2 separate regions of the Homo sapiens genome follow, and region 1 is linked to region 2. The links are chromatin loops, found by intact Hi-C in ENCODE. Cell type or tissue: mammary epithelial cell. All regions are shown on one strand.

Region 1 (2,500 bases), 110 kb before region 2:
AGAAGCTTTCATAAGCCAAGAAAAGCTTATAAAAAGTGTCAGAAACACTCAAAGTGATATTTAAAGCTATATTCAAGGCAAGAATGCAGAGATCTATTCTTGTAATGGAAAGAAAGTAGAGATAAGGTAAGAAACTAGAGAGCATCTAGTTGTGCATTCTGTGTTCATATCTCTTTCTCCAGCTCATTTCACATGGCCTAAAGAAAGGAAAAGTTGTGAATAAAATTAGAGAAAACATAAAAACAATCTTCAGGACACCTGAGATGTGCATGTGTCTTGACTTTCAAAAAAGAAAGAGAAGGCAAATTGCAAGAAATTTATGTTTTAAAATAAGGAAGTTGGTAGGTCATGACCATACCAAAAATATAATAGTCAAGCTTGCCTCTACTTATAACGATTCAGTTGTAATTAACTGCATATTGACATTTTGAAATACGTCAAATAAATATGTGTACAAGTATACATACAATCATCATAGATTCAATAGCTACAAATACAGATGACACAGGTTGAGCATCACTAATCCAAAAATCCAAAATTCTCCAAATCTGAAACTTTTTGAGCACTGACATCATGGGCAAAGGAAATGCTTATTAGAGCATTTTGGATTTTAGATTAGGGATGCTCATGTGTAAATATAATGAGAATATTCTAAAATCTGAAAAAATTAAAAATTCCACAACTTTTGGTCCCAAGCTTTTCGGATACTCAACCTGTATAAATGATGACCAAATACTATAAGCAGAGTTGCTGACATGAGTTTCTGCAATGATGAACTCTTAGTAAACTTCTGAACAGAAGAAAGTACGATCTTTTTTCTACTTCCTTATATGGTAGCTGCATTACTGGAATCAGTGTATACTAAAATCATGCCCCAGACAATGTGTTTATAAGTAAATCAGAGTTAAGTTATTTCTAGGCTTAGAGAAACATAAACAGGTTTCACTGCTACACGAAAATCGAAGGGGAGATCTAAAAGTCATTCAGGTTGCGGGATAAATCTTCATCATGTATGACTGGCCTGCATATAGCAGCAGGACGTTTAACATTCCTGGCCCTTGCCTTTCATACCATTGTAAAGTAGGATTATACCCCTCTATCTTTGTGCTAAATAAAAAAAAATTGCCCCACAAGTTTCCGAAATTGCCTCTAGATGGCAATAGTATCCTTGTAAATTACTGATCTCTTAGCATAGGATACACCATGGTACCTTCATAAAGCTTTATATATAATAGAAAACATCTTCAAGTTCTACTTATGATCCTCTCATCTTGGAACTTAAAGCAAGGACCAGGATACATCTGAGAATGATATCAACTTACAAGGGCCATATTGAATACGTTTAGGTTTAAATATTGTGAAAAACATTTAAAATATGAAATAAATTAGCACTAGTCAGCCCTATCTGACCAGAATACTTCATTTTACCTGACAAAATATTTGAAGCAGAAAAGCTAATAATAGAGAGGCCCCTACTTCTCTTCAGAAGTCTTAGAATATAAACGAAGAAGAGACAGGTTCCTTGCTTTTCCTGAAAAAATCTTGGGGGAAATGAGAAGCTTGCTTTAATTAAATGAATGAGTGGAGAGAGGCAAACTATGAAAGACCTGAGCTTAGCTCCCAGATGATGCATTAAGTTTCTACCCCTGACCCCATATACTCCACGCCACAGGTCTGGAAGAGTTGTAACCACATCCCTAGCATTCCTAGGGTACAAGGTGCTTTTTTAAATGGGACAGTATCTGGCCCTAGAACAGGACTAAAAGAAAGGTCTGCACTGGAGTTGAAGCCACTTCATTTCTTGAGAATACACAATAAATGTCTATTTCTTTTTAAAAGATCATACAGATTTTTCTATTGAATCCAACTATATGGGTGGATTATATAAAATATCTGATAGACTTATCCCTTTAGCTAACTTGGGAGCCATTTTGCAGCAATGGTTCACAAAGCACTTTCGTTATTTCTTTAAATCATTCCAATATTAATAGAAAAAATCAATGATGAACAAAAATGAAATTTTAAATAAGGACAGTGCTTGATGCAAAAAGAAAAACTGGTAATACTGATCCCATCTTTATTTTAAACTTGTATATATTGTGTTTGTTATGAATTCTTTTGCATGACTTGATTTTTAAAAGATTGCATTAAAATAGTTTAAAGTTTTTTTTTTTTCCTGTTTTTAGGAGTGGAGGTTTAATAGAAAAAATAAAGAGAAAGGAGAACAGCTCTCTCTCTAGTTGAAAGAGAGGGGCTTCGGAAACGGAAGGACCCTAAAGTTTTGTTTGTTTTTTTGAGACAGGGTCTCACTCCTTCATCCAGGCTGGAGTGCGGTGGCGCGATCTGGGCTCCCTGAAATCCCCGCATCAGGGTCCCGCAAGTAGCTGGGACTGCAGGCGTGCGCCACCACGCCCGGCTAATTTTTGTATATTTAGCATAGACTGGGTTTCGCCATGTTAGTCAGGCTTGTCTAGAACTCCTGAGCTCGAGCTCAAGTGAT
Region 2 (2,500 bases):
TTTCTAAGAGTTCTTTTTCCCTACAACGTCTTATGAAGGCCAGGCCTTCCTAGAACTAAAGCAGCATTAACTGCTTGGTATTTCATCCATCCTCTCTTAAAATTGAAAGACAATTTGCTCTTCATGTGGACTATTTCTTTCTCTTCTATAAACCCATCACTGTAACCACAGGATTTAATATTTGTTAGTCTATTTTGCATAAAGGATAAGGTTGGACGAAAGTACCAGCAGTGAAAATTAATGCACTAGCAGCTTACAGAAAGTTAGGGTTCTCATTCTTCCTAGAGAAACTCTTAAATTTCTTTTGTGCAGTTTTTGGTGTGTGGGCGCAAGCGCATGCGCGCGCGTGTTGGGGGGGTGGGGTAGAATTAGATTTGTTAGAAAAGAAGCTCTTTTCCATTCCAGTCACAACTAAAGTTCAAACAAAACTCTTAGCTTGCTGGAAGAAGCCTGGAGGTGTTAAGGGACAGCTTCGCTTAATCTTTCTTTCTCTTCTTCCTAAGGTAGCGTTTTCCGGAGGAGATGGGTGACCGGGACCCGCGCGGGGCCAGTCTCGGCAGCGGGACAGGGTGGATCGCTGGCACCCGATTCTGGAAAGGGTGGGGTGCAGGTCCCAACGGCCCTTCGCGGCCAGCGCCGCACTAAGGCGAATCCCAAGTCAGATGCTTCCAGAAAGACCCCAGAAAGAAAAGCGGCCCCTCCCTCGCCAACATTTCCGGGGCAAGAGGACGGTCTCGCCCCGCGTCCCGGGGCCCTGCACTGACCTGTGTAACAGGACACGCTGCACTGAGTCCAGGTCCTCCAGGCTGCGGGGGGCAGGTTTGGGGATGCTGGACCTGCCCACCTGAAACATGCCCACTGGAGACTCGCTACAGGGGCGGACGACAGGTCACCCAGGTCCCAGCCCCGGCTCCCGCCGAACCGTCTGGCCCCCGCACAGCTCCGGCCGCCGCGGTGAACCTGGAGGTGCCAGCCTCCGACGCGCGGAAGCCAAGGGCTGAAGGCGGTGGTGTCAGCGACGGCGGCCCCTCCTTCGCCCGCGTGCTCCCCTGCCGGTCTCGGAGCCCGGCGCACTGGCGGGCGGCGCGGCCACTCCTCGCTGTGGGAGCTCGGGGCAGGTGGGGGCTCTGTGGGCCGCCAGCCCCACCAGGGCTCGCGAAGTCCAGGCTGCCCGGTCTTCCACGTCTGGGTTTCTCCGGTGTCTTCCACTGGCCCAACACACAGCCCGTCTCCGGCGCTGGGCGCGAGCCGTCGAGCGCCTCCGGACCCCGCCGCTTGGCGCTGCCCTCTTTCGCCGCCTAGTGCGGGATGCAGCTCTTCACCCTCCCTTCCAGGACAGCGAGGCCGCCTTGGCCAGGGACACCCGCGTCCAGGCGCCGCCCCCAGTGTAGGAACTACCACCTGCAGCTTCTAGCGCTGCAAACAAGGGAGGAGTGGAGGAAACTCTCAAGGGCCTCTGAGGCTCTGGCTGCTCTGTGGAAGACCCGAAAACGAGTGGGGAAGAGGCAAGGTAGTTGTCTGCTCTTGGTGGGAGTTTTAATTCAGCCTAAAGAAGCCATATACATTCATCCGTCCGTGCAAATGTGTATTACCACTTGCTATGTGCCAGGCCGAGTTCTAGTCCTTGGAGGTACAAGAGTGAATAAAAGGTGGACTCTGACTTGTCTAATGTGGCTTTATTCTCTTTTGGGGGGATTTATTTGCTTTAAAATATACTTGACCCCAGGAGACAGTCTCTACTCTAGGGCATTAGGTATTTCAGTGAACTATTCTATGGCCTGTGGTCAAAGAGAAGACAAAATTAGCTTGGTGGTTTTTCCATCGTGGGAAAAGTGACGCGTGTGTGACTTCCTACTGTAGACTGTCCCTAAGTCAGAACAGGCCAGAATGGTAAGGGGAACCACTGAAGGAGAATAAATGGAGAAACTGGAGCGTAATAGTTTAAAATGTGAGCTATCATAGGTTATAGATTACAGATTAATGATAAATGGTAATAGATTAAACTTTAGGGTAATTAGCTGGGACTTGGCTACTTACTGTAGGACCTCTAAATGTCGTTATCTGCCGATCTTTTCTCTTAGGTCCATTTCTCCAATCAGGGATGTCTTTCTGGCTGCCAAGTGGGTTAAGAGGGTGAATGATGGAGGCCCCATCTCTTAGCATATAGACTTTTACTTAATTCCTCTCTTTTCAGTAAGTTGCCTTACCCCTGGTCTACACTGTACCTGTGTTCTTGAGTCCACTGCATCAAGAATCTGAAAATGTTCATGTCTTTTGATTCAGAAATTAACCCCAAGGAAATGATAAAAAGTGAGGGTCGTGATGTTCATTGCAGTACATTATTACAGCAAAAATATGAAAGGTATAAATGTCCCAAATTAATATAACTACCTACGTAGGTTAAAGTTCATTCATACAGTGATCTAATATATATTTATTAAAAGGAAGTTTAAATAAAATGCTTAATGGCATAAGAAAAATATTTATGACTTAAACTTTA

Evidence for each region. Hi-C counts contacts between places; a loop is a spot of excess contacts. Peaks named below come from ENCODE experiments on the same cell type or tissue, not always from the same donor. Only the 100,000 strongest peaks of a DNase experiment are listed, where the experiment ranks them.
Region 1: it touches region 2 in a loop (4-fold over the local background); 14 of 110 quality-filtered maps call a loop at or near these places.

The regions. Positions count from the first base shown.
Region 1 is chr4:127,731,480-127,733,979 of GRCh38, reverse strand. The region is part of intron 1 of SLC25A31 (solute carrier family 25 member 31); the gene reads right to left. Among named protein-coding and RNA genes, the nearest start is that of SLC25A31, 2.3 kb to the right of the region's middle. In mammary epithelial cell, a CTCF peak has its summit at 1,137 (motif pointing right); no DNase peak of the experiment used is centred here.
Region 2 is chr4:127,621,756-127,624,255 of GRCh38, reverse strand. No RefSeq gene overlaps it. Among named protein-coding and RNA genes, the nearest start is that of INTU, 10 kb to the left of the region's middle. In mammary epithelial cell, a CTCF peak has its summit at 1,293; DNase peaks (open chromatin) are centred at 1,025 and 1,275; H3K4me3 peaks cover 1,610 bases; H3K27ac peaks cover 1,242 bases.